Regions from separate parts of the Homo sapiens genome. Here region 1 is linked to region 2. The links are chromatin loops, found by intact Hi-C in ENCODE. Cell type or tissue: mammary epithelial cell. All regions are shown on one strand.

Evidence for each region. A loop is a pair of places that touch in the nucleus more often than their neighbours do. Peaks named below come from ENCODE experiments on the same cell type or tissue, not always from the same donor. Only the 100,000 strongest peaks of a DNase experiment are listed, where the experiment ranks them.
Region 1: it touches region 2 in a loop (15-fold over the local background); 5 of 110 quality-filtered maps call a loop at or near these places.

The regions. Positions count from the first base shown.
Region 1 is chr13:26,625,576-26,633,575 of GRCh38, reverse strand. All of the region lies in intron 2 of WASF3 (WASP family member 3), which reads right to left. Among named protein-coding and RNA genes, the nearest start is that of WASF3, 72 kb to the right of the region's middle. In mammary epithelial cell, CTCF peaks have their summits at 4,131 (motif pointing right) and 4,665 (motif pointing right); no DNase peak of the experiment used is centred here.
Region 2 is chr13:26,183,292-26,191,291 of GRCh38, reverse strand. It overlaps a transcript of RNF6 not described here. Among named protein-coding and RNA genes, the nearest start is that of RNF6, 35 kb to the left of the region's middle. RefSeq lists enhancers at 4,878-4,927, 4,978-5,147. In mammary epithelial cell, CTCF peaks have their summits at 4,598 and 6,400 (motif pointing left); a DNase peak (open chromatin) is centred at 4,671; H3K4me3 peaks cover 1,588 bases.

The sequences.
Region 1 (8,000 bases), 440 kb before region 2:
CAATTAAAAGAACTAGAGAAGCAAGAAGCAACAAATTCAAATGCTAGCAGAAGGCAAGAAATAACTAAGATCGGCCGGCTGTGGTGGCTCAAGCCTTTAATCCCAGCACTTTGGGAGGCCGAGGTGGGCAGATCACCTGAGGTCAGGAGTTTGAGAACAGCCTGACCAACATGGAGAAACCCCACCTCTACTAAAAATACAAAAAATTAGCCGGACGTGGTGGCACATGCCTGTAATCCCAGCTACTCGGGAGGCTGAGGCAGGAGAATTGCTTGAACCCGGGAGGCAGAGGTTGTGATGAGCTGAGATGACGCCATTGCACTCCAGCCTGGGCAACAAGAGCAAAACTCTGCCTCAAGAAAAAAAAAAAAAAAAGAAATAACTAAGATCAAAACAGAACTGAAGGAGATAAAGACACAAGAAATCCTTCAAAAAATCAATGAATCCAGGAGCTGGTTTTCTGAAAAGATCAACAAAATTGATAGACCACTAGCAAGACTAATAAAGAAGAAAAGAGAAAAGAATCAAATAGACACAATAAAAAATGATAAAGGGGGTATCACCACCAATCCCACAGGAATACAAACTACCATCGGAGAATACTATAAACACCTCTATGGAAATAAACTAGAAAATCTAGAAGAAATGGATAAATTCCTGGACACATACACCCTCCCAAGACTAAACCAGGAAGAAGTTGAATCTCTGACTAGACCAATAACAGGCTCTGAAATTCAGGCAATAATTAATAGCCTACCCACCAAAAAAAGTCCAGGACCAGACAGATTCACAGCCTAATTCTACCAGAGGTACAAAGAGGAGCTGGTACCATTCCTTCTGAAACGATTCCAATCGACAGAAAAAGAGGGAATCTTCCCTAACTCATTTTATGGGGCCAGCATCATCGTGATACCAAAGCCTGGCAGAGACACAATAAACAAAGAGAATTTTAGATCAATATCCCTGATGAACTTCAATGTGAAAATCCTTAATAAAATACTGGCAAACCAAATCCAGCAGCACATCAAAAAGCTTATCCACCATGATCAAGTCAGCTTCATGCCTGGGATGCAAGGCTGGTTCAACATATGCAAATCAATAAACGTAATCCATCACATACACAGAACCAACGACAAAAACCACATGATTACCTCAATAGATGCAGGAAAGGCCTTTGACAAAATTCAACAGTCCTTTGTGCTAAAAACTCTCAATAAACTAGGTATTGATGAAACGTACCTCAAAATAATAAGAGCTATTTATGACAAACCCACAGCCAATATCATACTGAATGGGCAAAAACTGGAAGCATTCCCTCTGAAAACCGGCACAAGACAAGGATGCCCTCTCTCACCATGCTTATTCAACATAGTATTCGAAGTTCTGGCCAGGGCAATCAGGCAAGAGAAACAAATAAAGGTATTTAATTAGGAAAAGAGGAAGTCAAATTGTCCCTGTTTGCAGATGACATGATTGTATATTTAGAAAACCCCATCGTCTCAGCCCAAAATCTCCTTAAGCTGATAAGCTACTTCAGCAAAGTCTCAGGATACAAAATCAACGTGCAAAAATTACAAGCATTCCTATACACCAATAACAGACAAACAAAGAGCCAAATCATGAGTGAACTCCCATTCACAATTGCTACAAAGAGAATAAAATACCTAGGAATCCAACTTACAAGGGACGTGAAGGACGTCTTCAAGGAGAACTACAAACCACTGCTCAACAAAATGAAAGAGGACACAAACAAATGGAAAAACATTCCATGCTCATGGATAGGAAGAATCAATATTGTGAAAATGGCCATACTGCCCAAGGTAATTTATAGATTCAATGCCATCCCCATCAAGCTACCAATGACTTTCTTCACAGAATTGGAAAAAACTACTTTAAAGTTCATATGGAACGAAAAAAGAGCCCACATTGCCAAGACAATCCTAAGCAAAAAGAACAAAGCTGGAGGCATCACGCTACCTGACTTCAAACTATACTACAAGCCTACAGTAACCAAAACAGCATGGTACTGGTACCAAAACAGAGATATAGACCAATGGAACCGAACAGAGGCCTCAGAAATAACACCACACATCTACAACCATCTGATCTTTGACAAACCTGACAAAAACAAGAAATGGAGAAAGGATTCCCTATTTAATAAATGGTGCTGGGAAAACTGGCTAGCCATATGTAGAAAGCTAAAACTGGATCCCTTCCTTATACCTTATACAAAAATTAACTCAAGACAGATTAAAGATTTAAATGTTAGACCTAAAACCATAAAAACTCTAGAAGAAAACCTAGGCAATACCATTCAGGACATAGGCATGGGCAAGGACTTCAGGACTCCATGAGTCCCTGTGCAGTAATATCAAAAGCAATGGAAACAAAAGCCAGAATAAACAAATGGGATCTAATTAAACTAAAGAGCTTCTGCATGGCAAAAGAAACTACCATCAGAGTGAAGAGGCAACCTACAGAATGGGAGAAAATTTTTGCAATCTACTCATCTGACAAAGGGCTAATATCCAGAATCTACAATGAACCAAACAAATTTACAAGAAAAAAACAACCCATCAAAAAGTAGGCAAAGGATATGAACAGACACTTCTCAAAAGAAGACATTTATGCAGCCAACAGACACATGAAAAAATGCTCATCATCACTGGCCATCAGAGAAATGCAAATCAAAACCACAATGAGATACCATCTCACACCAGTTAGAATGGCAATCATTAAAAAGTCAGGAAACAACATATGCTGGAGAGGATGTGGAGAAATAGCAATGCTTTTACACTGTTGGTGGGAGTGTAAATTAGTTCAACCATTATGGAAGACAGTGTGGTGATTCCTCAAGGATCTAGAACTAGAAATAGCATTTGACCCAGCGATCCCATTACTGGGTATATACCCAAAGGATTGTAAATCATGCTACTATAAAGACACATGTACACGTATGTTTACTGCGGCACTATTCACAATAGCAAAGACTTGGAACCAACCCAAATGTCCATCAATGATAGACTGGATTAAGAAAATGTGACATATATAAACCATGGAATACTGTGCAGCCACAAAAAAGGATGAGTTCATGTCCTTTGCAGGAATATGGATGAAGCCAGAAACCATCCTTCTCAGCAAACTATCACAAGGACAGAAAACCAAACACTGCATGTTCTCACTCATAGGTGGGAATTGAACAATGAGAACACTTGGACACAGGGCAGGGAACATCACACACCAGGGCCTGTTGGGGGTTGGGGGGCTGGGGGAAGGACAGCATTAGGAGAAATACCTAATGTAAATGACGAGTTAGTGAGTGCAGCAAACCAACATGGCACATGTATACCTATGTAACAAACCTGCATGTTGTGCACATGTACCCTAGAACTTTAAGTATAAAAACAAAACAAAACTTAACAACAGTAAAACTCATCATGCCTGAGAGCCATGATTACTAGCTATGTAAACATTATTGCTGAGGTAAAAACATTTACAGGATAATTAAAATGCCCCTTTTCAAACATGTTCCTTACAAAATAAATGCCCTGAGACTCAAAAAATAAATAAATAAAAATAAAAGAAAAATTTAAAAAATAAGGAAAACAGGACAATATGGAGTTTGTGGCAAGCTCCAGCAGGAGAATCAAAGGCAAGGCCCTAGGACCTGCCATCACATCAGAGTATTAAATGTACTATATTACCAAGACCTGGTAGAGATCACAGAGAACCAGGGGTCCAGGCATGCAAAGCTCCCCAGAATGAGCTAAGTTCTGTCAGTCAAGTTATTAATTCAAACTAGCAGCAGTTGACCATAAAATAGAAATGGGACATTCAAGATTGAACCACAGTAGAACCACAGGATACAAGTGAGTCCCATGAGCAGGAAGCCCAGACCTCCAAGTCACCCCCAAGAGCTGTAGTGCCCCTCCCCTGTGTGCCTAGGTTACACAGGCAGCAGACTCATACATCCAGGGGAAGGAGGAAGGAAAGCCTGAGCTTGGTTTTTCAGACGGATCAGCTCAGCACATGGTGTTAGTCAAAAATGGACTGTGTGTGCTGCAGCAGTACTCAGGATGGCCCTCAGAGACAGTGGAAAGGAAAATCTTCCCAGCAGGTGGAGCTGTGGGCAGGACACCAGTTCATGACACCGCGTAGCTTGATCTGAAATGCGTGCAGATGTGTGGGCAGTGGCCAACAGCCTGGTTGTATGGTCAAGGTACTGAAATAAAAAGAACTGGAAGATGAGGAACAAGGAGATCTGGATAAAGGCCATGTGGGTAGAAATTCGGGAGTGGGCACAGGGTGAAGATTTCTGTATCACTTGTTAACCTCCACTGGAAAGTTTCCCACCAAAGAGACACTGAACACAAAGCAGGCAAAATCCGCCAGCCTGCATCATCGATAAGTCCACCCAGAATTATCAGCCTGATGGACCCCACACATCATCGCATCTGACGAGGGGACCCACTTTACAGTGAAGGACGTCGAGCGTGGGCCCATCGACAGGATCCAATGGTCACATCACATATCAAACCACCCAACGCGGGTCCATCCCAATGAACGCTGGGCCAGCCTTTTCAAGGCACACTGAAGCACAAGCTTGCCAGACACTCTGAAAGGATGGTCATACTCCACAACACAGTACACTTATACATCAGAGGCCTCTAGATGGCAGTGGGATCCCAAGGAGGAGGACATGTGGGCTTAGGCGCCTAGGGCTGGAGGCAAGAAAAGCCCTACTTAATGATCACCACCAACAGCCCAGGGGAACTTTGTGCTTCCCATTCTGCACCAGTGGACACTGCAGGGCTGGGGGTCTGAAATGGGGCACACACTTAGCAGGAACAAGGCAAAGATCCCACTGAACTGCAAGTTCTGGATGCCACCACGGTACTTTGGACTCATGTTACCATGGAATAGAAAATGAAAAGAGGAATCTCCGTACTGGCAGAGGAAACTGACTCCAGCCAGCAGGAAGAGGTAAGACTGTGTTCATGCAAAGGAGGCAGGAAGGAACCCAGGTGATCCATTCAGGATCCTTGAACTTGTAATCCTACCTTGGCATCTCCTCCTGGGAGGAGCCAGGTAGCTTAATTACCTACCTTAATTCATACTTGCTGTGCTAATTCTCTGTGTGCATGTGCCCTCACACATGTGCAGCACCTGCTGACACTTGCTAGTGTGTCTAACCTCTTACTGCAAACTCTTTCTCATGGTGGGGGTAGGGGGTTGTTCTCTGCACCTTGTTTTAGAAAAGTTTCCTTGTAGAACAATTTTATGTTTTCTTTTGCTGTGCCCCTGGCCAAGACTGTGGTTCTAATTTCTCCCTAACACATTTGTTTGTTTTGTTTTCTTACTATTTGGAGCCCCAGGCAGATGGCAAGCTATTTCTCAGGATTGGCGAGCGCAGGTTTTCTACCCAACTTTTACGGGATTTGACAGCCCTTTGAACATCCCAGCATTTATTCTGAGGTCTCAGTTCTAGCTCATTCCATCAGGTTGGCCTGAAACACATTTCCATGTACGGGCAGCATTAAACCCTGGCCTCTAGCTCTAAGCATCTTCCCTCCAACTCTCTCAGCTCCTAACACCTAGGGAAGATTGCTGATTCGTTCAAGCATGGCAATGTTTTAAAATACATATATATTTTATTTTATTTTATTTTTAGGGTTTTTTTTTCTTTATTATTATACTTTAAGTTTTAGGGTACATGTGCACATTGTGCAGGTTAGTTACATATGTATACATGTTCCATGCTGGTGTGCTGCACCCACTAACTCGTCATCTAGCATTAGGTATATCTATTTTAAATATAAATATATACATATATAAGTGCATACACACATACTTGGTTATACTCTATCCAACATTTGTATGTGTTTATAGCAACTTGGGTAGCTAATTTTACTTCCTACTGCCATTTGCGAGGATTCTCTTAAGAATTCTTAGCCTTCGTTTTAATTGTCCCTTCATTACTACAACACCTACCACATTTCACGTCCCCCCAGCCCACCCCAATGTATCCTCAAATGTATTCTGAATGAATAAACAGTGACACATATAAACTTTGACTAGGTATAGGTGAAAAACCAAAACAAAGAACCAGATAGATATTGAGGATATTAGTTACAGGAAATGGGGTAGACAATGTTGCATGCACAGCAATAAATGTACACCCCACCTCTGATTTTATATATTACCCTATCAAAATAACTCCATGAGTCCCTGTGCAGTAATACTAGTTACACCTTCCCTGCCTGCCTTACAGGTTGTTGAGAGGCTCACATGAAAATAAAAAAAAAAGTATAGTATAAGATGTTGATAGTAATATAATTTTAATTAATTTTATATTACCAAAATAAGATACTAACATTTGTCCTCTAATTTTATTTCTCATGCAATTAATCTAAACCTAAATTTCTCCTCTAATTTTACATGTTGTACAATTAAATGCCTGAATACTGGCACTGAACTTCTCCAATTGGTACTCTTCCAATTAAAGCCAAATGATTAAAGAATTTCAAAATCATATCAATGTGCTTTCTACTTTCTACTTTCTTGGTTATACTCTATTCAGCATTTATATGTGTTTACAGCAAACTGGGTAGCGAATTTTACTTCCTACTGTCCTCAGAGAGGAGTTGTTGAAGACGTCAACAATAATTGTGTATTTGTCAACTTCTCCCCTGAGTTCTATCAGTTTTTGTTTCTGTATTTTAAAGATCTGTTGTTGAATGTAGCCACATATTTAAGATTATTAAGTCTTCTTGGGGAAATGATCCCATTATCATTATGTAATGTCCCATTTACCCCTAATAATAATCTTTGTTCCAAAGTCTACTTTGATATAACGGTCATTCCTTATTTTGATTAGTGTTTACAAGTTTTTCCTTCTAATTTTAACCTTTCTGTTTCTATGTATTTAAAGAGAATTTATTTTGGAGAGCATACGGTTGTGTTGCTTTTTTATCCAATTTTACAATCTCTGACTTTTAACTAGGGTGTTTAGATCATTTACATTCAATGTAATTGTTGATGTGGCTGAATTTAAACCTTCCATCTGACAAAGATTCTTTGCTTGGCCAAACTTCAGTCAGGCTTCTGAACCTTCTGCTAGGCCCATCTGTGCACCTTCTTTGTAAAATTCAGTTTCTAGCAAAGACCCCTGCTAAATGTGTTTAGCAAGAACATTCCTTGCCATCCTCAAAATTTGTTTATCCTCAATATCTCATCAGGTTCCTAACTGTCCACCATCCCCCAGATGACATCGCATCACCCTGGCTATCTTCAGCAAGAATCCTCTTAGGCGTCAGCCAGAATTCTCCTAACCCCTGACGTCCTCCTCTTAGTACTTTTCCATCCACTGACCCTCTCACTGATCCTTGGCTATAAGTCCCCACTTGCCCATGCTGTATTCAGAGTTGAACCCAATCTCTCTCCCCTACTGCAAGATGCTGTTGCAGTGGCTCCTCTACCTTCTGCAATGGTCCTGAATAAAAGTCTTTACCATGCTTTAACAAGTCTTATTAAATAATTTTTTCTTTAACACATCCTGCTAGTGGTTTTCTATTTGTCCCACCTGTTCTTTGGTCCAAAAGCTCTTTTTCTGCTTTCTTTCAGTTATTTGTTATGATGTCATTTCATCTCCACAACTGGTTTTTATTCTTTTTACGTTTTTCATAGTAGTTGCTCTAGAGCTTACTATAGATATATACATTTTTAGCTTATCACACCTACCTTCGAATAATACTGAACAACTTCATGCATAGTGTGAGAACACTGTAACTTTAGAATAATGTAATGGTTCATTTTATGTGTCAAGCTGACTGGGCTAGGAGATACCCAGAGCTGCTGAAACATTATCTCTGGGTGAGTCTGTGAGAGGGTGCTTCTGAAAGACATCAGCACTAGAATCAGTGGACTGAGTAAAAAAAGATCCACCCTCACCAAGGTGGGTGGGCATCATCCAATCCACTGAGAACCTGAACAGAACAAAA
Region 2 (8,000 bases):
AATGAATGCATTTAGATATATTTAATCCATTGGAATTAGCTTTTATGAATGGTTGGAGATAAGAATGTCCCTTAGCCATTTTTTTCCTTCTAAACAGATGGCCAATTATCTCAACATTGTGTATTGAACAATCGATTAAACCACTCCTGCCCTCCAACTTAAAATGTCTTTTTTTCTAAATGGAAAGGCTGTTCCATGGAATATCACCTATTTATTAGTGTTTAATGTTCTCATTTTATGGCATCCTTTAATGAGACTTGGCCTACTGAACACTGGAGCTGGATGATGATTCTGTATTCTCAGAACTAATTTATGGATGGTCACTCTATTCCGACATTTCATATGACTCAGCACCTTTGGATTTATAGATTTTTGTTTCATGCTAAATGACCAAAAAGATCACAATGTTGATACTGATGATGATGAACCCATGAATCCACTGGCCATTGCATCCTTTGAGGAAGAGAGGTGGCAAACAATGATGAATTAGGTCACATTAACAGTAGTAAACCTTGTCTGGCTGATTAATCATTTTATTGCTGGAGCCTAGAATAGCACCCACATATCATAGGTGTTCAAATGTTCAATTGATGAATAGAACATTTGCTGTCTTGAAATATTTTTAAAATTTCATGTGTTGGGTGTGTTATGGGGATACAAGGTGAGGTTTTCTCCTGTGCTTAAGGTAAGAACCCATGTATGTGAATCGTAACTGAACAGAAGAATTTCCTCACATTTAGGGTTGGCCAACATTCTCCTTGGCAGCTTCATGAATCAGCAACCTCCACATCAGTGGAAGTACTGAGTTAGGTAAGCATCTGTCAGAAGTCACATAGGAGGGATTCCAGCTTTGAGAAGTGAGTTGGAAGAGATAACTATGATAGGTAGAAAAACGATGCCCCCACCTCACCCTCTGAAGATGTTTACATCCTAATATCTAGAATCTATAAATATGTTGCCTTATATGGAAAAAGATCTTGTAGATGTGATTAAATTAAAAATCTTAAAATAGGGAGATGATCCTGGATTATCAGGGCGGGCCCAATCTATTCACGTGTCCTCAGAGAACCTTTCCCTGCTGAGTTGAGTCAGAGGAAAATGTGAAGAATGGTCAGAGATGCAACATTGCTGGCTTTGAAGACGGAGGAAGAGGGCCACAAACCACATTCGATCGGTTTCTAAAGGGTAGAAAGGGCAAGGAAAAGATTTACCTCTGCACCCTCCATTAAGGGTCACAGTCCTGCCAACACCTTGATTTTAGCCCCGTGAGACCTGTGTTGGATTTCTAATGCACAGAACTGTAAGAAAATTAATCTGTGTGTTTTAATCCATCAAATTTGTGGAAAATGAATACAGTGATCTTTAAGGCTATTTTCCATATTTTCCAGATCTAAGAATCCAAAATGCTAAACTGTCAGAGTAGTGATTGGATTAGAGTCAGGAAAACAATTCCAACAGTAAGGGTTATTAAACACAGAAGTGGTTACAGCAAAATTGAGCAGAGAGTGTAAATAAATAAACAAACATGGAAGTGGTTTATTAAGCAGACTGTGAAATCTCTATCTCCAAGGAGCTTAAAAATGAGAGTGGATGAATGCTACCTGTCTCAAACTCAGTCTGAAGTTTCATCATCCAATGTGCTGAGGATGAAGCTAAATCACTTTCTACCCCTCTGGATTCTGTAAAAGGAAGCCTGAAGCAAAAACAGGCAGAGTTTCCTTAAGATTGGGGCAAACTGCCTTTAAATGAGAATAGTTTCCCTTCTGAAAGTTTTAGGAGTTTTCCATTTCCTCCTTGGCATGAAATATGAAATTTCGTATGAACACAGATATACATAAACAAAAAATGTAGCCATTGATAGGTTTATTCCAACTCACACTAAGCCTGTTATTTGATTTAGAGTAATTGAGGCAAGGTGGCATATTTTCATCCAACGATCTATTACAATAGGAAGCGTTTTTTTTGAGATGGAGTCTGGCTCTGTCGCCCAGGCTGCAGTGCAGTGGCATGACCTTGGCTCACTGCAACCTCCGCCTCCCGGGTTCAAGCGATTCTCCTGCCTCAGCCTTCCCAGTAGCTGGGACTACAGGTGCCCGCCACCACACCCAGCTAATTTTTGTATTTTAGTAGAGACATAGTTTCACCATGTTGGCCAGGCTGGTCTCAAACTCCTGACCTCAGGTGATCCACCTGCCTCGGCCTCCCAAAGTGCTGGGATTACGGGCGTTAGCCACCATCCCTGGCTACTAGGAATATTTTGATTCTATCTTACATTTAAGAAAGCTCCCTCTTACTTCATGGGAGTGTAAGCCTTTGAGTCTACAATAATCAGTTTGCATACAACCTCTTCAGAAATCTGTTCTGAGCCGGGCGCAGTGGCTCATGCTTGTAATCCCATCACTTTGGGAGGCCAAGGTGGGCAGATCACGAGGTCAAGAGATTGAGACCATCCTGGCCAACATGTTGAAACCTCATCTCTACTAAAAATACAAAAATTAACCGGGCATGGTGGCATGTGCCTGTAGTCCCAGCTACTTGGGAGGCTGAGGCAGGATAAGTGCTTGAACTGAAGAGGCAGAGGTTGCAGTGAGCCGAGATCATGCCACTCCAGCCTGGCAACAGAGTGAGACTTCATCTCAAAAAAAAAAAAAAAAAAAAAAAAAAAAAAGCTCTTTTGACTTGTCCAACTAAAGCCCCCACTAAAAGGGAGAGAACAGCTGCAGCTTTCACCTAAACTCCCCTCAGTCTTCACTTCTGTGTGTCACCTGCTTCTGGCTTATGCAGTGACTGGAATTTTTGGTTATATTTGTTTTGGAAAGTAAAATGTAAATTCAGCCAGACTCTTGATAATTCCAGTAGTTATTCAACAGTGATCAGTGCGTTTTGACTACAGATTCACTGGTCTCAAGAGTCAGTTGCCCTTCCTCTGTGCCACAATTAAGTCCTTGTCTATGTCTGTCACAAGTGGGGTGGAGGATGGGGTAGAAGGGGAGGGATATTGTTATAATTGCCTCCCTTGCCACCATCAGCACTTCTCACCTGTCCTTGTGAACCACCAGTTTACACTTATAGAATCTAGTTTTGCATCAGCAATTGAGGTCACTTCGCCTTGGAGCCACTGCATCAATCTGAAAGTCTCCATGAGCCACAAGACAGTTGTGATGGTCTGGATGGCAGCCTGCAAATGAGCAGTTACACTCTCTAGAATTCCTAGACTATTAGGGCTGAAGGGACCTTGGATATTAACAGGTTCAAGTCCATTTCACCCAGATGATGAAACTGATGCCCAGACACCTACAGAATCTTGTTTTAGATCACTTGTTGACTTCTAGTTCTATTTTTTGACACCTAGTGTCCAGTGTGCTTTACACTTCAGGCCACTGTGGTCTCAAATAGAGCTAGGAACCAGGTGTGGTGGCACACGCCTGTAGTCCCAGCTAGTTGGGAGGCTGAGGCAGGAGGACTGCTTAAGCCCAACAGTTCAAGGCTGCAGTGAGCTAAGATTGCACCACTGCACTCCATCCTGGGCAACAGATAGAGACTGTCTTAAAAAACCCCCAAAATCAAATAGAGCTGGGGCTAAACATTTAATAAACTCCAGCCTCTGGAGTCCAAGAGATCTGCATTTGAATCCTGACTTTGCCACTGATTGGCAATAAGACCTTGGGTACGTTACTTAACCATTAACATACCCACTAAGTCACCCAATAAGCTTCCAGAACTTGGCCTAATCCCTGGGGAGGGGACCGCAGGAAGAACTAGGGTAATTTTTCTTTTATAACCAGTTCACCAGAGGGGGCCAGGGAAGGGTGGTCGTATGTAGCCCAGAGGAGTCAGAAATTCACCTGAAATCCAGAAAAGAGGCATTTTTCTTGCACACCAGAGCTCACGGGCTGACATTCTCACACTGGACATCCCAGTAAGCCTCCTGCTCCGCGATCCCCAAGGCCATCAGCCTTGCCTGACCTCCAAACGTTTCCCCCTTCTTGTGCCGGCTTAATTTTCCAGGGCTTTCCCCCTTTCTATTCGTCTCCTATCAGGTTCCCGGTCCGAAGGCTAGGACGCCCCACGTCGCAGCCAGGAGCAGAGGCGCCCAAGGTGGCGGTACAAGCCGTCTTCAGGCCTGTGGCCCCACTGATGGCAGAAACAGGAAGCGGGGACAGCCCCAGTCCCGGACCTCAGGCCAAGCAAGGCTCTAGAAAGGTCCCTGACGCTTGCCGGGCGCGGTGGCTCATGCCTGTAATCTCAGCACTTTGGGAGGCCGAGGTGGGTGGATCACGAAGTCAGGAGATCGAGACCATCCTGGCTAACACGGTGAAACCCCGTCTCTACTAAAAATACACAAAATTAGCCGGGCGTGGTGGCGGGCGCCTGTAGTCCCAGCTACTCGGGAGGCTGAGGCAGGAGAATGGCGTGAACCTGGGAGGCGGAAATTGCAGTGAGCCGAGATCGCGCCACTACACTCCAGCCTGGGCGACAGAACGAGACTCCGTCTCAAAAAAAGAAAAAAAAAAAAAGAAGAAGAAAGGTCCCTGACGCTTCCCTGCCCTCCCCGGAGCCGGCGCTCTAGCGCCCCCGGGATCGACGGTCAGCACAGCGAAGGAACGCGCTACCTGTGGCCGAAGGTATAGCGCCGCTGCGGGCCCTGTGAGAGCTGAGAAGACGACGGCGGCCGAGGAGGCCCAATTCCGAGGCTCGGCCCCGTCAGGGTCCGCGCTGGCGGTGTGCGCGTGTACGTGCGCTCGTGCACGTGCATGTGTGTGCGCGCGCCCTAACAGACCTGCTCCGAAGCGTCTCCGCTGACTGCCAGTCGGTAGCGCGACTGGCTGCGGGGCCCACGTGCCACGCAGACGCCCCCCGGCGCGTCCCGCTCTTGCTCTGCGGCCCAACGAGCGCGTTCCTGCCGCGGGACAGCCTTGCAGAGAAACGCGGTCTTACACACGCACTGGCCTCCCGGTCTGGGTTTTTAACTGCTCAAAGCTCCACGCGCCCTGGCGTCTCCACACGGCACTCCAGATGTGTCAGATTTCCAGAAATGTTTTGATCGCTTGCTTTCACTTCTCTTTTTAAGATCTGTTTTTGAACTTTTCCTCTGCGTTGTGTGTATCATGACTCTGACACGTTTTAGGGCCGCGAGGCGGGTGATGAAGCTTTGACATGGGCGCCTTGGTGAATGACCTGAATTCTTACTCCCGAGTAAATCGTCTGACTGGCTTCCCTATCGCATTTTAGGGTTAAAACATACATTTTGTGTTTGTTTCATATCTATGTTTATGTAGACTGCAAGTTTCATAAGGGCACGGGGTGGGAGGGGCTATGGCTCTTTTGCCTCTTACTGTATTTTCAGAACCTAGCAGAAGCTAGGACATAGTGTGTGTTCTCTAAATAGATATTGAATGTGAGGGAGGAAGGAACTTTCCAGAAGTGTGACCTTTGGTTTTGGAAAGGCACAAGGTTCGTAGTTAGGCGTAGAGAACACAAGTTTAGAATCATGGCCTCTACACTTCTGTTGACAATGCATTACTTTAAGTAACAACTTTTTTTTGAGACAGGGTTTCGCTCGTTTTGCCCAGGCTGGAGTGCAGTGGCACGATCTCGGCTCACTGCAACCTCCGCCTCCCGGGTTCAAGCGATTCTCCTGCCTCAGCCTCCCAAGTAGCTGTGATAACAGGCGCCTGCCACCACGCCAGGCTAATTTTTTGTATTTTTAGTAGAGACGGGGTTTCACCATGTTGGCCAGGATAGTCTCGATCTCTTGACCTCGTGATCCGCCCACCTCGGCCTCCCAAAGTGCTGGGATTACAGGCGTGAGCCACTGTGCCCAGCCAAGTAACAACTTTTTTTAAAAAAAATGCACTTCAAATGTATATGTATATGTATTTATTTATAAGTTATAAAAATGTAATGCATGCTCATATATATATTTATGTATTATTACAAAGAGCACACCAAATAGAAATTTTAAAAAGCTAAAATAAAAATAATACCTTGGTCGGGGATGATGGCTCATGCCTGTAACTCCAGCACTTTTGGAGGCCGAGGCGGTCAGATAGCTTGAGCCCATTAGTTCGAGACCAGCGTGGGCAGCATAGTGAGATCCCATCTGTACAAAAAATAATTTGAAAAAATTAGCCGGGCATGGTGGTGTGCGCCTGTTGTCCCAGCTGCTTGGGAGGCTGAGGTGGGAGAATGGCTTGATCCTGGGAAGTTGAGGCTGCAATGAACCGTGTTTGTGCCACTTCACTACAGCTTGGGGTGGCTGAGTGAAATCCTGTCTTAATAGTCAATCAATCAATCAATCAATAAAATGATAACAATACCTACAAGTTCTAAAATAATTTCCTGCAGCGCACTTTGGAGCTCACTAGGTAGACAGTTTGTAGGGAGAGGGCTGCCCTCTACTGGTGGAGGGCAGCTAAGGACATTTGCTTTGGATCGCCTGCCTTCTGCAGGAGTCCACAGATTTATCCTTTGTGGCCTGCACAGTGTGTATGCTTAGCATTCAATCTACGTTATTTTCACTCATAGAAAATGTAAGGTGAGGCATTGTTTTAAGCCAGAACAGCTTTAAAAGGCAGAGATACTCGTATTGTGCAGTCATTATGGACCAGGAAACGTTGAAACATCTGCGAGTAGAAGTGACTCAAAACTGAATGTTCGTCTCTGTAACATCATGGCCAATACTCAATAAAGGGGAAACAATTAGATAATCTGTTCTCATATGTCAAGTCTTACAAATCTTTTTACTTTGAAGACAACTAAATTATACTGTTGTAGTTTTGATAGCAGAATATGCCCTGCTGATTTTTAAGCCTTAGAGACTTCTAGAGCAAAAAGCATAAAACAGATTTTTATACAACAACATGTCTTTTTCACTTGAGAGTTCAGTGTTCGAAGACTTTTAAAGTGCCTTTATGCAGAGGCTAAACTGAGGGAGACTGATTAGAATATAATTTGAGGCGGCCGGGCGCGGTGGCTCACGCCCGTAATCCCAGCACTTTGGGAGGCCGAGACGGGCGAATCACGAGGTCAGGAGATCGAGACCATCCTGGCTAACAGGGTGGAACCCCGTCTCTGCTAAAAATACAAAACATTAGCCTGGCGTGGTGGGTGGCGGGCACCTGTAGCCCCAGCTACTCGGGAGGCTGAGGCAGGAGAATGGCGTGAACCTAAGGAGACGGAGCTTGCAGTGAGCCGAGATCGTGTCACTGCACTCCAGCCTGAGCAACAGAGCGAGACTCTGTCTCAAAAAAAAAAAAAAAAAAAAAAAAAATATATATATATATATATATATATATATTTTATTTATCTGCTGGTGGAGGGCAGCTCCACCAGTATGTATATATATGAATAATTATAAAAAAATAAATATTGTATATATTACATATATAAATAAGTATAAAAAAACCTATATTTTATATATATAAAAATATATAAATAATTCGAGGAATATATTGTAGATTTTTTATGAATTTTCAAGCAAAGTAATCTATACTTTCTGTGAGAATATGAGTGAAAAGTATAGCACAGAATGCAGTTAACCATGAAATTGTTTGCTAAGCTGCGAATTGTATATATAAATAATTCAGTTGCTATTCTGTATTAGTCCAAAACTATTTTTTACTGCATGGCTAACATTCCATTTTACCTTCTCAGTTTCACTTCTGCAAAAAGTAATATGTTTCAGAATCTGTTTAAGCTGCTCCTACCTTCAAGTTGCTCACAATCTACTATGGATATACGCAGGGAGGCAAATGATCATAAGTGAATTAGAGTCCTGATCCCCATCCTATCTCACAAATAAAACACCTACCAGCAAATATACACAGATGCCCAAAGTGTCTAGGCAGAGTGGGGAAAGAAAGGAAGGAAGAAAAAGTAGAATTGCTTTACATGTCTCATTGATTTTGAGCTCCTCACATTGGCGCTTCTAAATTGTGAGGCTTCCTTCACAATTTATTGTATTTCTCTGTAATGTCATGGTCAATACTCTATAAAGG